Regions from separate parts of the Homo sapiens genome. Here region 2 is linked to region 1. A link is a loop called in an ENCODE intact Hi-C map of the cell type or tissue named here. Cell type or tissue: mammary epithelial cell. All regions are shown on one strand. Each heading gives the region's core, and the rest is flanking DNA. Links, peaks and the distances in the headings are about the cores only.

What was found. Hi-C counts contacts between places; a loop is a spot of excess contacts. Peaks named below come from ENCODE experiments on the same cell type or tissue, not always from the same donor. Only the 100,000 strongest peaks of a DNase experiment are listed, where the experiment ranks them.
Region 2: a loop joins it to region 1, with 7 times the contacts of the local background. A loop is called at or near these places in 2 of 110 quality-filtered maps.

What each region holds. Positions count from the first base shown.
Region 1 is chr21:38,164,982-38,175,561 of GRCh38, forward strand. It overlaps LOC124905020 (a long non-coding RNA gene), which reads left to right. Exons shown (of 3, transcript XR_007067862.1): 2 at 4,188-4,287; 3 at 5,817-6,719. Among named protein-coding and RNA genes, the nearest start is that of DSCR10, 36 kb to the right of the region's middle. RefSeq lists an enhancer at 6,794-7,088. In mammary epithelial cell, for the core only: CTCF peaks have their summits at 5,427, 5,922 (motif pointing left) and 7,291 (motif pointing right); no DNase peak of the experiment used is centred there.
Region 2 is chr21:37,707,919-37,718,498 of GRCh38, forward strand. It overlaps KCNJ6 (potassium inwardly rectifying channel subfamily J member 6), which reads right to left. Exons shown (of 4, transcript NM_002240.5): 3 at 6,293-7,213. KCNJ6-AS1 (KCNJ6 antisense RNA 1) reads left to right here. Exons shown (of 8, transcript NR_183540.1): 3 at 2,396-2,525; 4 at 6,318-8,283; 5 at 9,203-9,317. Among named protein-coding and RNA genes, the nearest start is that of KCNJ6-AS1, 190 kb to the left of the region's middle. RefSeq lists a silencer at 4,415-4,464. In mammary epithelial cell, for the core only: a CTCF peak has its summit at 4,417 (motif pointing right); a DNase peak (open chromatin) is centred at 4,433.

The DNA of each region.
Region 1 (10,580 bases), core at 1,627-9,626:
GAGGAGAGTAAGGACTGATAAACTACCAATTGACTACTATGTTTACTCCTTGGGTGACGGGTTCAATTGAAGCCAAAACCTTAGCATCATATCCATATAACAAATGTACACATGTACCCCCAGAACTAATATTTTTAAAAAAATAAGAAACATTTCCTCCCAGAGACAGTGTCCTAATGTGGTTTTATCAGAGTCGGTTCTTCCTGGTGGGAGATAATAAATAATGGCATCTTATCCAGAAGACTTCATCAAGTACCTGAAGTTTACTCTGGGAACATCTGGGCTGTAGCCCCTCCTTCCAAGGAGCTCTGGGATCAACTTCTGATACTGAGAAGCGTGAAGTTCGAATTCAACTTTAGCCTTGTTATGCTTGTGTGTGCACTTTCACACTTATTGTTAAGGGATTCGTGAGTGGCTGAGGAGAGGAGACACAGAAGACTCCCTTTCTTTGTAATGTGCAAAAAACCATAGAGAATCAGTAAATGCAGATGAATGGGAATATAAAGCACTTACTGTTCTTATGGTTCAAAGGTTTTAGAACAGGCACATCCACCTTTACTCAGCCACAACCAAGAAGACTGGAATTCAGAAGCACACTCGACCTCTAAGCCTGCCTTTCTCATCATGCTGTCTCACACTTCTCCCTGGATAAATAAAGGCGACCTGTGCCCTAGCATTGATAATGATGCTGGGGACAAAGTCAAGCTCCGACAGTGTTGGGACAGTCTCTGGAGTCTGCCTGGGCCCTGGCGCCTGAAATGGCCTGGCTGGTCCTTAGGCCGGGCCACCTTGCCTGCCTGTTTTCTGGTTTCTTTCCCTCCTGGGCCATCTGTTTTTCACCTGCCTGATGGCTGCAGTCTGCTTTCCATCTGGTCATCGTTCCAAAAACATGGGAAGCAGAATATGACAAATGGTGATAAATGGAAAGAAAGGAGTCACAGAGGTTTCAGCGTTGATCATCCACAGATTTACCAGCCATTATAAAATTTGGCTCCTGCTTATTCATTTTCATCTGCATGCCAAAAGCAATCGATTGTAGAAAAGACCCGCATTCTTTGTCTATTTTACTTGCCAAGTCAGTTGGAGTCCAGATGGTGACACTGACCTTTGCAGAGTTCCTCATTCTTCCCAGGAAATGTACATTCGAGGAAAAGTCAAGCCTCTTACCACTTTAGTGGTACCATTAAGAGGGTGGTTGGGGAACCTGGATTATTTTAAATGCATACACGCACACACACCAAGCCTGGAACATGCTGCTTGCTCTTATCATCAAGAGTGTTATAATTTTGGGCTGGCTGGAAAGCAAAAGCTCCAAGTTAGAAAGCAATCTGTTCCACCCCTGCCCCCTCACCCTCCCTGAAGCCAGACGGCTGTAGTGCAGCTTTCTCCTCTTCAGACACACACCGGGTTGGAGCCTGTTAAATTGCATCGGCACTGACTGGACCTCACAGAGGCCCATGTTCTATGCCCCTCCGGGAACCCTCATTGGCTTTTGGATACTTTCCTTGCTACTCCGAGTTCGCCAAATGCTGTGATAGACCCTTGTAAGGTCACAAGAGTGCAACAATGAGAGAAAAAAAAAGCTGTGATTCTAAAACTGAACCACACTCCTACATTATCAGGATTTTTCCATTTTCCAGTGAGAGTGGAATAGAGAAGACTTTCTGCCCTGGAGCCTGGTTCCTTTCCATGGATCTTAACAACAGGGGGAAATAGTAGACCCTGCACCTGCAGGAGGAGGAGGGTCTGGGGAAAGACAAAGCTGGGATTAACCTCATGCTACTAGTTATAAAGAATGATTTGGAAGGATCAGTATCACCCAAATTAGCTATTTGCCAAACACTGAATATCTATCAACTGATAACCACCCTCTTATTATTGAAATAATTTTGTTTTCATAAATCCAGTTCTAATTCAAGAAGATGCCGTTTCATGTGAACTCCATCAGATTACAGCTCTCCAGGCACAAGGGGTCGCTGGCTTAGAATCAAAGCACATGTCCAGATTTCCTCCTCCTCACTTTTCTTCTTGGTTGTTTATAGATGCGAAATTCTCTTTCCTTGCTTCTCCATTCTGTGGCTTTAGGGATTTAGAAGAACAAGAGCTAAATCCTTACTTTGTGTCAGGGTCCGTAACAAAGGCTTCACACGTCTTAACATGTTGAGTCCTCAGAGCAAAGGCATGGAGAGGGATATACTATTATCATCCCCATTTTACATATGAGGACATCAGGGCACAGATAGGTTAACTTGCCCAAGGTCACAGGCTAGTATGTGTGGGTTTGAACCAAGGCCATGGAGCTCCAGGATTTGTGCTCCTAAACATGTTGCTGTGGTCCCCCTTAGAATGTAGAGCAAGAGTTCTCAGCTGGGGGTGATTTTGCATTTGGCAGGGGCCCTCTACTTTAGCACTGTCTGGAGACATTGTTGATTGTCACAGGTGGAGAAGCACTCCTGGAATCTCGTGAGTGGAGGCCAGGCTGGAGATGCTGCTAAACATCCTCTAATGTACAGGGCAGCTCCCCTCAGCATAGAACTCTCCTCCCTCAAGTATCAATAATGCTGACATTGAAAAAAACCCCGATGAAAAGAAATCACCGGACACATACACAGAAATGTACACAGATGTATAAATAGTAAATCAATCAATCAATCTATCTCTGTTGATCCACCTATCTAGCTAGCTACCTATGTCTTCCTTCTGCTCCCAGAAGACAGCTAAAAGGTTTACTCTTTTGAAAGGGCCTTTAAAGTATTCACTATTTTGAAAGCTTTTAGTAGTAATTTTCATATAAGAGTTATAGAGTAAAGTGATTTACAAGTTATTGTTCCTTGAAAATATAGTGGTGTGTGTGTGTAGTAGGGATGGCTCCCACTTTAGTTCCTGTGGACTTTCCCTTTGGCTGTGGAAAGTCCAGGTCATTCCCTAAGACCTTGTACCTGTGATTTTTGTCTCCACTTGGCCTTTGAGAAAAAAGCTGGGCCAGGACAGGTCATCTGGCCAAGGCCAAGTTCTCAGTCATTTTAATTCTAATTACATCCAGCTTACATTACACATTATGTTAATATCACACTCCATCATGTTACAGCAATATACATTATGTAATATATTAATAGACATTACCTATTCTGTTATTAGCACATGACATTAATACACCTTATATTAACACACATTAAATATTACATCAATACACATTACATGCTACATTGACAGCACATTACAAATTACATTAATAACACATTGCAAATTACACTAATGCATACTACATATCACAGTGATGCACACTACCTATCACATTAGTAACACCTTCCATATTACATGATTAACACATTACATCTTATATTTATACACATTATATATTACATTCATAATGCACTCGATATTACATAACACATTACATATAATGTAATTATATGGAATATATGATTAACACATTACATATTGCATTAATGCACATTACACATTATATTAATATGTACATCCTGATGCCTGGTTGAAGGAAGCTCATTCTTTCTGGAGTCCCCAACTCTAATATTCCTGGTCACCTCCAGTCCTAGTTGTCACCTGCAGCTGATCTAGACAACGCTGGTTTCTCAAAGAGCTGACAGTTCCCCCAAGGGCAGCTCCCTCCCAGGCAAGCACAGGCCCCTTGGCTGCCTGGGAAGTTCTCCATGTTCTTCACCCTAGCTTGCTTCACGGCCCACAGACATCCCCTTTGTGCTGTGCTTACCCAGTGGGGTCCTGGTCCTTTGGGGTCACCCCCACAGCTGCTCTACTACAGCCTACATGGCTGACCAGGGAGACAGGTGAAGCGATGTCAGTGCTTGACAACTCACACGGCCCAGCGAGCCATTCCTCAATGCTGATCAGTTCCCACAAGTAACAGGCTCTGGCTGAGTGAAGGAGATGGTGCAGGTGCAGGTCAAGACAGGGTCACTGCCCTTCTGGAGCTTGGGTCTAGCAGGAGAGCGGAGTAGAGGTAAGACTTTAATTAAAAGACCCATTGATAACTTGGAATTAAGGGTGATGTGCTGTTATATCTAGCTGTGAGGAAAAAGATCATTTGGTTTCAGTTCTTAGACCTGGGTGCTGGGCTTGGGGAAGCTTGTCCAACTCTTCTTTCCCTCCAGGTGAGTTCTGTCTTGAGGCCTCTCTTTCATTTGTTCCCCCTGCTCTGTGGTTTCTAGGTGCATTGCCCATCCTTCAGAGAGCTCTGTGTGAATCCATAAAAGGTGCTTAAAGCTTTTCACTCCATGAAGCCTCATCTGTCTCATGAAAGCAATAAATGTAAGTGGACATTTGGGAGGAAATGTTTGCTTTGCATGCTCATAACTGGATGGCTCATTTGGATGGAGATTGCCCCAGACATCCATGTAAGTCCTCCATCCTAGTAGACAGCAAACTACTGCAGCACGAACCATATTACATTACTAACACACTACAAATTATACTGATACACACTACATATCACAATAATTCACATTACATATTACATTAGTAACATCCTCCATATTACATGATTAACTCATTACACCTTATATGAGCTGGTTTGTGCTGCTCCCTATGTAAGCACCCTCTGTAATTCCATCAGGATCTCAAAGGTCTGGAGCTCAGGTTCAGCCACAGTACCTGCAATGCAATGAAATTAATGGTATTATGATAGTAATGATATGATAATATTAATGCAGGCTGTTGTGCAGTACACCTACTAAGGTTCTGGGAAATAGAATCCACAAGACATGATATACACCTTATCCTTCCTTTTCCTCCAAAACACTGCCACGATCTATCAACACCATCATTTAACAGATGTTGAAAGAAAGACTCTAAAAAATAACTTGCCCAAGGCCAGTCAGTGAGTTGGCTGCAAACTCTCTGTCTTTCCCCATTTCTTCCTTTTCTCTATTCCACGTAGTATTTAAGTCATCACCTCCTGTTCACCCCACAGTGCTCAGCTCTGCCACCCCTCACTCACTGGAGCACCAGTGCTCAGGTCACCCACTATGCCTACCTTGCACATCCCACCTCTGGCTGCACCCACAGGCTCACGCTAGGCAGGGAAGGGCAGGTAAGGGCATCAGGCATTGTGCCCTTCCATAGCCAGGCTCATGGAGGGCTTTCTGAGCAGAGATTCTAATTCTGCCAGCTGACCTGGTAGAAGCCCCCAGGCTGCAGCCCTGTTCTGCCCACTTCCACTCCCATGCATAGGGACATCCACAACATCCACACTCCAGGTAACTGAATCCACCTCCCCACTGCAGCATTTCAGAAGATGCTAAGTGCAGGATGAACCACACACTTCCTTCTCCAAACTGGGCCACTTTTGAGAGTAAAAGAGGCATTATTAATAACTGAGACAACAGGTGGATGCTGGACATATGTCATTCACCCTGTTTGACAAACTCCTGTCGCCTCTCACCAGCAGAGGAGGCTGTGAGACCAGAAGACTTGGAAGGAAGTGGCAGGCACTGATTGTTTCTAAGGGAGCTGGGTTGGATCCTCGTTTTGTGTGGTTGGGAGGCTGGCAGCTGGCAGTCCCCTCAAGCCAAGCATGATGTAGTGGGGGTAGGTTATCTTTCTTCTCACTGCCTTAGTGTCCTCAGGATTGCCTTGGGGCCACTTTTCTTGTCATCAGGAAGTGAGCAGGACCACAGCTGATGACCCTCAGCCTGTCATTTTGGTGCAATCCAGGGTTTAACTGGCCGGGGAGTAAAGGGGACTGTTGCACCATTCCAGGCTGGCTGAGCCTTGTATCTCACCTCCCCACATCTCTGTATCCCTGGGGCTAAATGGGGCTGTTTCCATGCTCCTTCTAGAAGCTTCTCCAGCACCAGCCTTCCCCCAAACCAGAACAAGAGCATTGATCTACACCCAAGAGGAGCAGGAATCAGCAGAAACACAATGGAACAAACTGATATGCCATCTAGTGGAAACACAGAAAGCCTCAAATGAAAATCTCAGCCAAAATGAGGCCACTCAACCAGTGTCCAGTGAATCAAGTTTCTGACAAAAGTCAGCTAAATCAAACACCTCTGTGTTTCACCCTTTTTGATGGCAACGCCTTAAATGTGACTGCTGCTCAGAAAGCCAAGTAAAGAAAATATAATGGGGCTGCTATTGGCTCATTCCGAATCAGGCATTTTCTCTCAGGTCAGCATTTGGGATCAGAATTTTGATTACATAATATTGTCGAAGGCAACAGAAAAGGACCATTGACTCACAGGGTGTTACAGCTGATAAAGGACTTCAGAATTAATCAACAAACATTGAGGCAACATTAACTAAAGGTCAAGAACTATTCTAACCACCTTATAAATATTTATTCACTTAATTCTCACAGCAGCCCTATATATAAGCACTAGCATTATCTCCACTTGACAGATAAGGAAACTGAGGCATGAAAAAGTTAAGAAAGGTGCTCAGGGACACACAGCTGATAAGGCTTCGCACCCGTTTGGTTAGGCTCGGAAGCCACTGCACCATGCCCAAGGTCACAGAGCAAGGAGTCCAAGCAGTATTTCCCTTACTCAGAGATATGAATAGCCAGAAACACTTAGGATGTTTGGTTTTACAACCCACAACCTCCTCCCCCACCTTCGCCAAAAGATAAACTATTTTCTTTTTTTCTGGAACTTACCTAACATAACATAATCTACATAAATCTACAAAATAATGTTGTTCATGAGAAAGGCATATTCGATTCAAGCTTATCCACCTTAAACTGCTTCTGCATAACCAACCTAGACGTATACAGAGTCCCTTCTGTTAGTTCCTTTGATGGATTTTTGCTTTTTTTCTCCTGAAAGTAAAAAGCAGGAACATATACTGTGATTTATTAGGTTTTGCATCTGTGACAAGGAATGCAGTCCTAGAGAGGGCGGTAATTAGCTAATGCTTCTGGAATGCTGCTTCCTTCCCACCAGCCCCTGGAGGTCAGCAGGCCAGGGGCGAAGGCAGCTTTGTCCTGCCCCTATGGGAGGTTGTGTTTCTCGACCCAGTGTCTTGAGTTTGCTTCGGGGCCGGCATCTATGGAGAGCAGGGAGCATTTGCACTCCTTGGGGAAGAGGCATGAGGAGGGGCAGCGGTGTCCTAAGCTCCTAGTGACTCAGTCTATTCTTGACCTGCCATCACAGGGATGAGTTTGGCCTGAATGAAAGTCACACACCCTGAGCAGGCTCTGAGGTTTGGTTTAGTCCACAGTTTTTCAACCTCAGGACTATTGACGTTTTGTCGTGGGGCTACTGGATGCACTGTGAAATGTTAACAGCATCCCTGACCCTCCACCACTAGATGCCAGTAATGGCTGTAACCGTAATAGGTTCGCTGCCTGATGGGCAGCCAGCAAGTCAGTACACCGAGACAGCCAGTTGCAGCAGAGAAAGAGGGTTCATTGCAGAGCCGCTGAATAAGACGGGAGGAAACCTCAAATTTGTCTCCCCGAGGAGTTTTAGGGTTAGGGTTTTTAAGGGTTTTAGAGTTGACCAAAGTGTGGAGATCAGTGGTTGATCGAAGAGTGCAGGGTGAAGGCATTGGACAAGAAGATGAAGACGCTGTATTCTCATACTGATTCAGTTCCTCTGTGAGGTGAGGGTCTTCTAACTGGTTGGTGTGAGCTGTTCCACTGGAATTCAGGATCTGAAAAGCATCTTAAGCAATTTTTTTTTTTTTTTTTTGAGACAGAGTCTCACTCTGTCATCCAGGCTAGAGTGCAGTGGTGCGATCTCGGCTCCCTGCAAGTTCCACCTCCCGGGTTGACGCCATTCTCCTGCTTCAGCCTCCCGAGTAGCTGGGACTACAGGCGCCCACCACCACGCCCAGCTAATTTTTTGTATTTTTACTAGAGACGGGGTTTCACTGTGTTAGCCAGGATGGTCTCGATCTCCTGACTTCATGATCAGCCCGCCTCGGCCTCCCAAAGTGCTGGGATTACAGGCGTGAGCCACTGCGCCTGGCCACATCTTAAGCAATTTTTAAGCAAAAGCCTTGTGATTCTAACCTCAGAGATGCTATCTATAAGAACAACAGGGATACAGATGGTCAGTGTCTAGGCCTACCTGACTTTCTGTTACAAGGAAGTGGGCCGAAGTGCAGCCTGATTAATGCTTAATTATAACTATATTTCTGTACAGAATTCTTGTTAAGAATTATTGGGTCCAGGATTGACCTAATTTTCCCAAATTATTTAAGATTAATTATAACATGGCCTCTCAGATTGGTTCAAGGGTAGAGTGAGGGGGACCATGCCATTTGGGAAGAGCCATTCAGACATGTCTAATAAGTAAGCATTGCTTTTCTCTACCTTACTCAATATTCTTTACAGATTTCAGAAACAGCCTAAAACAACATTCCACACATTGAATGCATATACTAGTTCACAGTGAGGCCCTAGAGTACTGGAAGCAAAGCTGGGAAAAATTAAAATTCTAAATCTTCTACACAGTAAATGCAAACATGAACTGGACATTCCTCATTTCTTCCATATTTCCTTTTCTACCATCTTTAGCCTATTCTCAGCCTCAGATGGACTGACGCATTAAAGCTCCAGAGTGTGGGTAATTTATGGAACTTGAAAAATGCATGTCTGGGAGCCATGGAGAGAGGGGGAAAGGGCAGTCCCAATCAGACCCTCAGTCTCCTCTTTGTCTTTCATGTACTCTCTAATGTCTACTCCATTGAGTGTACTCTTGGTACCCAACTCCTTTAATGGGAGAAGCTTTCAGCTGTTGCTCAGGGTATTGCTGCTCATATGCACTAAAGCCATTGAGCACACTATTCAGGGGACCCTCACCAGCCCTCTTGGATATTTGCACTATTGGTGGTCCTGAGGTGACCTCAAGGATGAGTCATAGGAGTTAGTCAATCTTTCAAAGGGAGTGTCTGTTCCCTCTGCTGGGAGATCGTGTGTTATTTGATGCAAATTTTCAATACAAACCCACTTTAAATACAGAAGACATCCCAGATGGAAAGGAAAAACCTTTTCAGACAGCTATTCTTCAATTTGGTTTCTGGAGGCATAATTTTCTTCGATGGTAGGCAGAATTCTAAGATGACTTGTGCCTTGAATAATCCCTTCCTCTTGAGTAGGGGCAAGAGCTGTGGATATGATGGGATCTCACTTTGTGTTATAATGTATGGCAAAAGGGACTTCTGCAGATGCAATTAAGGTCTCTTAACAGATGAGTTAAGGTAAAGGGAGACTGCCCCGGTTGGGCCTTATCTAATCAGGTGAATTCTTATGGTCTTAAAGTCTGAGACAGAAGTCAGAGAGAGGCATGTTCCTGCTGGCCTGGAAGAAGAAAGCAGCCACAGTAGCTAGAACCAAAGAGTGGTCTGAGAGCTGAAAGCAGCCTCAGCCCAGGAGCCAGCAAGAAAATGGGGACCTCAGTGCTACAATCAGAAGGAACTGAATTCTGCCAGCAACCAGAGAGCTGGAAGAGGGCCCTAAGCCTCAGATGACCTTCCAGCCCTGGCTCAATAACTTATGTTGTTTTAAGTCACTAGGTCTATACGTAATTTGTTATCTGGCAATAGAAAATCAATGCACCTTCATTTTATTTTGTTGCTAAATTGGATATTCACTGTATTTTCTTATTTGCTTTGTTCTTGATGCTCTGGCATCTAGGGCCTTGTTGACAGGAGGAAACCACCCTTCCCAAGGCTTTACTATCCCAAAGATTGTAAAGGACTTGCCCTGGAGCATGCTTTTCATATGAAAACTAACCAATCCAGAGGCCTTACTTTGAACCACCTTCTCTCTCTGGCTCTTACACTCCAGGAGGTAATGTTCCTCTGCTCTGATCATCTCAGGACCAGGTACCAGACAGCTAGAGACAGCCCCTATACCCTGGAGCCTATCAAAATTACTTAATCTAGCAGATCATACACCTACCTAGTCTGTTTACCCTGCCTCACCTGTTCCTTCCCATGAAAACCACAATAAAGATGTCTGCCTCTGCTTTCCCCATTTCCCCACTCTGCTTCCTTATAAACTTTGGTCCTTCCATTTGTAGCCCCTCCTCTTGGGAACTGTGAATAACAAACTATCTTGTCAGTAACAGTCATCGTCTGATTTGTTGGCCTCACCATACTGGAATAATAATAAAACCTATTTAAAACAAACTGTTAGGATCGTTTTGCTTATACATTTCTTCTCTATGTGTTCTACTCAGATCCTCCCAAACTTCAGAAGTGTCAAAAAATACTAAATGCAGATTATTAAATCTTGACCTTAATTAGGTTCCATTGTGAATTTTTTAAATAAAAAGATTGTTTTAGTATTAAAAAAATTCTTCACAAGGGATAACAAGCACATCTTGGCTTTTGTCCCTTCTTACAGATTTTTAGCATAAGCTGAAAGAAAAATAAAACTATGGGAAAGATTTTGCCAGACAAAACAGAACAATAGGCAGAGTTCCATGTAAAATGCCTGATTGGTGCAGGCAGCCAGTATCCTCTAATGGAAAAATTCACAAATGTAACAAAAATAAATGGTGCATCATACATTATGTTTGTCAATACTTTTGTGATGATTTATGCTAGAATGGCAAGCCAGAGATTGCCTAATTTTATGTCCTATGCTT
Region 2 (10,580 bases), core at 804-8,803, 460 kb before region 1:
ATTTGGATGATGCTGTTCCTTTGGAAGATGAGTATTGACTTTAGAGTTTGGGTCTGAGCTAAATTTAGATGCTAGTCCAATTTTGTCCAATGGCTTTGAATTCCACATTGTATATACTGAGAGATCATCACTCACTTCTATTGAGCATCTAATTTAGTGGCTTCTTATGGCCCATTTGGAGAAGGAAGAACAATGGATTTTCTGGTATTGGTGAACAATGAACAATTTTTGCCTTTTTCAATCACAGTAATATATGGTGACCTTGACTCCTTGTCTTCTAAAGTATGGGAAATGTTTAGTGGAGTTATAATGCTAGGTTTCTTACAGTAGCCTGCCTTTTGGAAGGAGTGGTAGAAAAGTTAAGACTCTATGTGTGCACCATAGCATCCAAAATCCAATTGTTAAGACATCTGATGAACCAGAACACAGTGTCCCCAAGCTGTGGAGGATTATAGAGAGTTTACCATATTTGGGGAGCAGTTGTCACCAGTTTTTACCCAGCCAGCCAATGATACTACTGGGATATATTATAATGAGATAGACATATTGGAAGGAAGCCCTGAATAAATGAGCTACACTTAATGCTCAAAAAGAAAGGAGAGCTGGATTTCTTGATTTACGGGTGGCAGATTTTGACCTAGGAAAAACATATTCCATATGTCTTTAAATTGAAAAAAATCACTCCTTATAGAGATTCCTCCAGGAAGATGCCTCTATGAAGAGTTTTACCCAAGTTCTTAGCATTTCAGAGCTCACCAATTAACTCTTTTCCCAGGCTGGGTGGTTGGGGTTATAACTCTTAAGATAAAAAATGGTAAAATTGGAGATAATGGCTTGGCAATGGAGGGATCAGCAGTAAATTATCAAAAGGAGAAAAATAAGATTTGAAAAATGTAGCAGCTATGAAATATCATTACTAGAAACAGTTTAAGAGCATGGTGATGCTTACCCTCAGCAGTCTTATCTTTTCAAAGGCTGCAATCTCATATTCTCCCCTGCTAGGGTAGATTGGCATTTTTGATTACAGTAAAGAAAAATGTGCCTGGAAATCAGACCTGACAGAACATCATGTTCTTCCAGGGGTATTTTTGTAGACAATGCTTATTTAATTTTGATTTCAGAATTGTTTTGTGGTACATCTCATTCTGATACATGGTTGTTTAAAATTCATGTCAATGTCTACGTAATTTAAAAATGAATTGATAACATTTGGAAACAGAAGAACCTTAAAGGAAAGGAAGAACTAATGGTGAGAGAAAAGAATTGAGGGCACATTAATACCAGTCATCTGCACATGAAATATCAGTTGTTGACTGGGCGCGGTGGCTCACACCTGTAATCCCAGCACTTTGGGAGGCCAAGGTGGGTGGATCACCTGAGGTGGGGAGTTCCAGACCAGCCTGACCAACACGGAGAAACCCCATCTCTACTAAAATTACAAAATTAGCCGGGCGCGGTGGTGGTGCATGCCTGTAATCCCAGCTACTCAGGAGGCTGAGGCAGGAGAATCGTTTGAACCCAGGAGGCGGAGGTTGCAGTGAGCCAAGATCACGCCACTGCACTCCAGCCTGGGCAACGAGAGCAAAACCCTGTCTCAAAAAAAAGAAAAGAAAAGAAAAGAAATATCAGGTGTCTTTTCTGGGTGCATTTCTCTGCCGAATCATCATGAATCAGCAGCACTCATGGTGCAAAGGGCACTGAACACAGAGTGCCCGACAACACCATTGGTGGCTGTGGCTTTCAAGGTCCTGCCCTGCTAGTGGCTATTTGACCTTAGCCAAGTCACGGGTCTTGTTGAGGTTCCATTTCTTCATCTGTGAAATGGGCAAAGATTCCCTCCAACTCAAAAATTTTATGATCTGTGGTGTGATTTATGTGACTAAAATTCTCTGCCTGGGAATAACTATACTAGTGACAGAACTGAGCTTTTCTGTGGTGAAGGATGGGTGATGGGTTGCCTTCACCTATTTCCAGTGAACACTGGCTGTCCTCCTTGTTAACTCCCAGATGGCAACTTCCGATTAATTGGCCTTGCCTCCTTGTCTATAAAGTGTTCTCTGGTGTGTTTCATCCTCCACTCTCCCCAGTGTTCTATGCAGTATTTAAATCTTTCAGAAGTTATCTTCTTTAAGAAAAACTTATTGGAAAAAAAAACAGATGGAAGAAGAAGTCATAGATTAAGAGGCTTACAAGATATCTCAACCAATCACCATGTGTTAACCTTATTTGTATCCTGATTCAAACAAGCTGATTGTAAATATAAAAAACAGTGACATGTAAGAGACGATTGGAAGTTTGAACACTTGGTAGATGTTGGATCTTAATTTATTGGTCATTATTTTAGGTGTCATAATGGTATGATAGCTATGTTTTTAAAAGAATCCTTATCTTTTAGGGGCACATACCGAAATATTTGCAGATGAGGATGATGTGATTCTGGTGGGCAGCCAATGAGTGGGGATACAGAGGAAGCAAGTTTGACCCTGAATTGATAATCACTGGAGCAGAATGACGGGGACACAGAGGTTAGTGATACTACTGGGTCTGTTTTTGTGTAAGTCTGATAGGTTCCATCAAAAGAAGTGTAAAATAACCAAAAGGCTTAACGGGGACTCATCCTTGCCAGCACATTTGCCGAGGAGTGGGCAAGTGCTGCCTGTCGCAGTTGTATAATCGCTGGGGGTAAATGTGGAAGTTCGTCAATCAGCAAGGCCGTAGTGGGGGCTGACTGGCAGCAAGCCCAGCGCTGCGTGGCTGTCATCTTGCCTCGAGGCCCATTTGCCCTCTATAAATAACAGTCTATATGAATGCTTTACTATTTTAACACACATGGGCCACAGCTGCTGAGCACGTTTGTTTACGTAGCTATGAAACCTTCTGTAAACACCACTATCTCAAAATCGCCCATGTGTCAGGAACATAAACGGCCCCCTTTAAAAATATATCTGCAGATGAGACACAGCCAACTCCTAGATGTCTGAGTGGCTGGTGTCAGAATTTTCCAGGGTTTGATTCATTTTCAAAAATAGAACCACATGACTGGAAGGTTCTTGAAAGGTCGCCTGGCATGTCCCTCCTGACTTCAGGCGGGACCAGGCCAAAGCCATTCACAAAGGACTCGGGGCTGTTCTGCGTGGGCATGGGTCTGTCTTTTGTGCAGTCCCTTCAAGGCCATGAAAGGGGGGCTCGCTTCCAGCCTTCAAGGAGCCCACTTTCGTTTTCTAAAAATGGAACCTGACCCTGCAATGCGGCTGGCATTGGAAGGCAGTGCATCCACAGAGCACCACTCGCCTGCACCGGGCCTGAGCTCCCAGCAGACGGAAGGACCCAGGTGGCCTCCTGTGGGACAACTCCGGTCTCCGGAAAACACCACGCTGGGATCATCCTGTGCCCAGGATGCCTGCTTCCTAACAGGGAAGAGGGCACCGCGTGAAGGTGGCCATGTGGGCCTTCCCTCCTCCCTGGAAGAGGCCTGCTCGTGGAGACCACTGAGCACAGCAGGTTAAGGTCAACTGCGACATTGTTGAAAGAAGTGATGAGCGCAGGGGAAGCTGTTTTGTGTCAGCTTGCTATTATCACGGCTCCTGATTTCCAGTCCAGCACTACAATGAATAATTAGATCCCTGTGAATTTGTTTTCCTCGAGTGTGCATTTGGTCCACATTTTTTTTTCCTGTGGTTTTGAGAGATTGAAGCATTTTTCTCCCCTAAGGGCCTGTTTAATGCCCATAAATCCTAATTGAGCTTTTCATTCACAAAGAAACAGTATCCTGCTGAAGCGTAAGAGAGCAGCTGTGCTGGGGGTACTGAGTTGTATGATTCCCCTGAGGAAAAGACCAAGACACTTCCAGTTTCCAGACACCTCCAGAACTTTCTAGAACCCCCCCCCCAAGTCTAGAAATTAGAAGACTATTTTTTAAAAGAAAATGAGTAGCAGTTGCCTTTTCCCAGGGATGGGGTGAGCGTTTGGATTGATTTTGCTGGTAATTACTCAGATTTCTCTATGAAAGCTGTAGAAAGGCCATAGGGTGCTCAGAGGCAAGTATCACTGTTAATTACCAAGAAAACCATATTCCTCCCTTTGGAAAGGCTCACTCATTACCAGCTGTCATCAGAAAGCCAGGGCCTGCCCCAGGGAGAATTCTGACTCAGGGACATCACAAAGATAATTTGCTTATTCCAGATTCATTTATTTTACAGAGATTGGGCTCTGGTTTGAGGGAACACAAAGCTTAACTCCCACAATTTAAAGCTCAGACTAGCATCAGTAACCAGAGGGTACGTCTCCAGTGGTTTTTGCTTCTTGAGCTTGGAGACACTGCCCTCTCTCATGTCCTCTTGGGGGAATTTATGGTGAAAAGGGAAAAGAAAAACTGCATCCTGAGTGGTCAGTTCATAGTGTCAGAGGCTGTAGCTCTGTGGCCGCTAGGGGGATCCAGAGTCCCTGTGCTCAGCTGAGGTTGGGGAAGTTTCTGGTCTGTAGGAAAGTGACAGCTCCCTGTTTGAATTATTTCTCTTTCCTCCCTCCTCCCCAGCCTCCCCTCCTCCTCTCTCCCTCCTCCCTTTCTCTTCCCTCCCTCCTCCCCTTCTCCTCCTCTCCTTCCTCCCTTTCTCTTCCCTCCCTCCTCCTCCCTCCCTCCTCCCCTTCTCCTCCTCTTCTTCCTCCCTTTCTCTTCCCTCCCTCCTCCCCTCCTCCTCTCTCCCTCCTCTTCCCTCCCTCCTCCCCTTCTCCTCCTCTCCTTCCTCCCTTTCTCTTCCCTCCTTCCTCCCCTTCTCCTCCTCTCCTTCCTCCCTTTCTCTTCCCTCCTTCCTCCCCTTCTCCTCCTCTCCTTCCTCCCCTTCCTCCTCCCCTGCCTTCCCTTCTACTTCTCCCTTCTATCTCCCTTCCTCCTCCCCACCCAACTATTGCCACACAAATGCACCCCCAAATCAGGCTCAAGGTACAGATAGTCCTGTTAACACCTGGAGCACTTATGTCTTATTTTGCAACAGTGACTTTTGTTATTCTTTAAAGCTACTTTCCGATTAGGTTCCTGTGCCTTTTGTTCTATGGAAAGGAGACCGCTCCTACCATTGAGCTCCATGCAAAGCCCTTTACTCACGTTTTCACTGTTTGCTGCATTTAAAAACCCTATAGCAAAAGTTTCACACCACCACCGTAAAAGAAATTTGTGAGAGGTTGTGACCTTGCCTGTTGGGTACAGGGAGGTAGAAACATGGGACCCATGGCTTTTCCCTAAAAGGGATCACAGGATTAAGTTACTTGTCACAGGTTGATGAAGAACATGGGGCCAGCCTGCTGGTCATGCAATTTCAGACAATATAAACCACCTGAATCTCAAGCTGAAGACTTAAAAGCGTAAAAGGGCTGATGGTATCAGGAAAAAGGACCCCAAAGACACTATTACTACCTCAAAGAACAATAAAGACCTTAATGAATTAGGGTTCTGGTTTATACTTTCCCCGTGAGGCACTATGGTTATCTTGAGTCCTAGCTGATGGCTCTGTTTTGGGGGATGTTACATACAAACATGGGCAGAACCTGCTTTGCTGTTGGGATGTGTAACGTGCAAATTTCAGACATGAGCGAAGACGTCAGTAAAAACAGACCATTTTCTCTATTTCCTGAACAGATCATCTTCCCTAAAACATCCCAATGATTAGCCATTAACAGCAGGAGGGCCGGCGGGATTAAGATGAATGGATCTTCAACTTTTTTCTTTTCTGCTAGAGTTATTTACTGTGTCTGCAGCTTTATACTTACTGGGAGCTCAGCAGGTTGAATGTGGAGAGATACTAGGCACTCACTTCATACAAAAGAAAAACCAATGCTATAGGCCTTATAAATGACTCTCAAAGAATGGGTGAAATTGCATTTTTATTAAAGCAGTTTGTCAGGCTTCCTTTGAAAGGCTTAACTTCCTCCTTCTAACTTGGTAACAAATAACCTCAAGTATTTAAATTAGCAATGTTTTAAGGCCATTTAAAACATGCTTTAGAGACAGATCAGAGTTTAATTTAGGTAAATATTTGGAGACTTAAAATATATTACATGGTGATTTTTCATTGTTCATTAATTTATTTTCCAAAGGGCTTTAAAAAACTAAATGGTTAGGCTTCTTGGTGGATATACTTCAGGTGAGACATGTAGGCATACTATGTCATGAAGCAAGGGGATGTTGTCAATATTGAGTGAGGTTCAGTATTCTAGATCTTGTAATAGATAAGAACATCAGGTCCAGTTTAAAATGAGCATCTATCCCACAGCCATCCCAGGATAGAACACATCTTACCTGTGGCTTCCACCATTCCTTCTAGGATGACCACAATTTCCAGTTCCTCTTTGGGCAGCTGGGCTTTGGAGATCTCCCAGAAAGGACTCTGTTGGTTAATTTCATGGCTAATGATCAGCGGTGACACCAGAAACAGACGGTCATCCCCCGTGTAATACCCTACGTTGATATCCGTCTGGTTCAACGGGATGAACTCCCCCTCCGAGGTCTGTTTGGATTTGATCAACTTGGCTCTGATGGAAGCCTCCACAATGTGGGAATTCCTAAGGTCCCCTACCCGGAACATCAGGCACAGTTTCCCATCCCGCATGGAGATCACTGCATGGGTGGAAAAGACCAGGGTCTCTGCCCTCTTCTTGGGTTGAGAGATTTTTACAAACATGCATCCCACCATGAATGCATTGACAATGGACCCCAACACAGATTGGATTAAGAGAAGAATAATTCCCTCTGGGCATTTATCTGTGATGACCCGGTAGCCATAACCAATGGTGGTTTCTGTCTCTATTGAGAATAAAAAAGCAGAGACGAACCCGTTGAGGTTGGTAACACAAGGAGTCCAGGAGGGGTCCTCTATGTGGTCCATGTCTCCCCGTATGTATGCGATCAACCACCAGATCATTCCAAAAAAGAGCCAGGTCACTGTGTAAACCATGACAAAAATCAATAGGTTGAATCTCCACTTCAGGTCCACTAATGTGGTGAAGATATCGGTCAGGTAGCGATAGGTCTCCCTCACGTTGCCGTGATGAACATTGCACTTTCCGTCTTTCCTCACGTACCTCTGGATTTTCCTTTTGGTCCGATCTCGGCTGATGTGTCTTGGCAGGTCATCCCTGGCCTGCTTAGGCAACTTTGGCTGGTGAATGGCCACTGGGCTTTCGACGTCCTGATCCATGGAGTCGCCCTCCAGGACGTTAGCTGGTGGTTTGGAGAAAAGAAAAGAAACACTGAATGAAAGGCTGGCTCTTTGAGGACAATGGAACGGCACACTTTGTATGGGCTGGTGAAACCAAATACCATTTGTGTAGCTATAAACAAAGTAGACAAAGCCATTTTTATTCCACACCATCTGGATAGGCCTCTAGTTGACTTGGACTTCTGTGCTCTTCGATCTAGTTTGTGTAAGTACTTCACCATCCTGCCCACCAGGACGGAGCTTATTGCTGCAAAATTGTGTCCCTGCCAGCAGGTTCTACTGAGTCAGCTCTCACAGAGGGATGCCTCCCAACTCTGAGATGCTGTGGCATGGGAGAGGCAGTAAGCTCTGATGAAGGAGTCCTCTTTAGATTCAGACAGGCTTAGCTCTACTACTTAGCAACTCTTAGTGGGCTCTTGGCCATGATATCTGTTATGGACTGTATTGTGTCCTCACCAAATCCATATGGGGCTTGAGCCCCAACCCCTAAGGTGACAGTATTGGGAGATAAGGCCTTTAAGGAGATAGTTAAAGGTTATATGAGGCCATAGGGTTGGGGCTCCAATCTAATAGGACTGGTATCCTTATGCGAAGAGGGAGAGACACCAGGGGTGCACACAAACAGAGGAAAAGCCATATGAGACACAGGGAGAAGGTGGCCATCTGCAAACCAAGGAGAGAGGGCTCCCAGAAACTAACCCTGCCAACACCTTGATCTTGAACTCCAGCCTCCAGAACGATGAGAAAATAAATGTCCATTGTTTAAGCCACCCATTCTGTGATATTTTATTATGGCAGCCTGAACTGACTTACAACACACTATCCAAATTCGTGAGCCTCAGTTTCCTCATTTACAAAATTGATCATGATACCCAACTCACAGTGTTGTTATAAGGTTAAACAAAACCATGTATGTGATCTGTGCCTGCATGTAACAGACTTGCAATCAATATTTTTTTGTAATAAATTGTTCCCTTGTCACTTTCCTTATGTTTAGGGCAAGAGTCTTGAACAAGCTCTTTGAACTATTGGCCAAATTTCAGGGTTTAAAAAACATTTCTGGTTTTTGTCGGTAAGTATGCATGCATTGTACTTTAATGGTTGATTCAATGCCAAGGTAAGTAAAAAAGGGTGGGGAAATGTTCTCTCTGTCTGTGTGCTTACATATTTGATTTGGTTTCTGCCTCCTCAACATTCAACATCTGTAATTTTAGCTTGTGGTTATTTTTTTTCTTTTAAAAAAGTTTAAATTTTTTTTTTTTTTTTTAGAGATAGGGTCTCGCTCTGCCACCCAGGCTAGAGTATAGTGGCACCATCATAGCTCTCTGCAGCCTTGATCTCCTGGGTTCAAGTGATCCTCCCACCTCAGCCTCCTGAGTAGGCACAGGAGGCTCAGGCTTATGTCACTATGCCTGGCCAATTATTTTATTTTCATGGAGACGGGGGTCTCACTATGTTGCTCAGACTGGTCTTGAACTCCTGGTCTCAAGCCATCCTCACACCTTGGCCTCCCAAAATGCTGGGATTACAAGCATGAGGCACCATGTCTAGTTATGTTGTTTCTTATGGCTTTCATGATTAATGCACTGGTTCACTCATTAGTTAATAATGCATTAGGAAAGCTCTCCTAAAACTTGAGTGCAGGGGAATTTTGGAACCGATTTCTGCTGTTTAAAAGCATATAATCCACTTATGAAATTATTTATTTGGCCAATAATACTAAAGTCTTCTACAAGTTTGGTAAGAAATTTCTTCCTCCAGACTTAAATTCTGTGTCGTTTGACTCTGCCATGTGTTTCCTTTATGGACACTCTGTTTTTAATCTTGGTTAAAGGACAAATGTCATCTCTCCACAAACCATCATTTATCTGAATAAGAACATAGCCGGAGATGGGATTTGAGTGCCCCCAACCTAACTTATGAGTTAACCTTGCTCATGGATGATCAGTTGCCTTAAAAATCAATCTCCTGGATCTGTTTTTGTGTTTCAGCCTCAGGAAGAGACAGCATCTGTTCTGCAGAGCCTACTCTCTAGTCTGACAGCTTTGACTTTTAGATGATCTCCCTCAGTAGTCCTTCATTGAAAATAAGAAAAGTCATTCATTTGTAAGAAAATTTGCTTTTTTCCCTTTCTTAGAACAAATACCAGGATAGGTGTTGATGGGGGGCTGTTGAGGTTGGGAGGGCTGGAGGTGGGGTGGGTGTATGGATGGAGGCAGAGGCCATGTCCTTCTCACTGGAGTTAGGGTGGGTGTGTGGAGGGAGGCAGGGGCCATGTCCTTCTCACTGGAGATGGGGTGGGTGTATGGATGGAGGCAAAGGCCATGTCCTTCTCACTGGAGGTGGGTTGGGATGTGTGGAGGGAGGCAGAGGCCATGGCTTTCTCACTGCCGCTACCCCCTACATGGCAGGGTGTTCTTGTCCTTGAATGGTCAACAACTCTGAGCTCTCACTGCTAATTTTGTGCTGAGTGGAAGTCTCTAAATATGACTTTATATGGAACGGTGTCTGGGCTCAAACTGTGCCTGGCTGGGGAGACCTTGTCTGCAGAGCCCTGCGAAGGGTCCAGCAGGCCTGGTGTATATCCCGTCTTGACCGCTGGGAGGCTGCCCAGCTGTGCAAAGCCACCCTAAGCTCTTGTCTTTCTGAGTCCTTAAGTGGGAGAAGAGGGTTTGTCAAATTAGCTGATTCTCAAGTCTTCAGTGATATATCATACTTAAAAAATGTTACAAAGGAAATTTATTCCTGCCTCCCCTCCATCTCCAATTTGTAGGCTTTATCCCTTTTCTGACTAAACTGCAAACCCCCAGCTCCAGGCAATTGTCCTGACCTGGAAGAACCTGTTTTGAAAGGTTAATGAATGAGTAGCGATCAGTGCTCTGGAAAGTCTGGGGGGATATCTGTTACTCCCCTAAAATCCAGTTCCTCCCAGGGCTGGACCACATTTCTCATCCTCTTTGCATTGAGGGTTGGCCATGGTGATTGAGTCTTGGCCCATCTGGAGTTGAGTGTGTCTTCCTGGGCCATTGTCCTAAACAGTGGATGTGTCCCCTCCTTATGCCTTTGCCCCTTCTGTGGGGGACAATGAAGTCAAGAGGTGAAGGAGCCTGGATCCTGAGTCATGGGTGGAGAGCTGCTATCTATCTGTCTAGAAACCAGAAAAGCAATGATTGTGTTTGACCCATTATATATTTTGTGTCTGTTTTCAAATTGAGCCTTATCTCTAATGTTGTGGGAAGAAATATATGACACCTATAAGCAGATAGAAGAGTGGTCAGGGGGAATGGTTGTGGGAAAGAGCAAAGACAGAGAAAAGAAAGCCGAAGATGAATGTCTGGGTTTAGTGTTTGTAATGAATTAGTCTGGGGT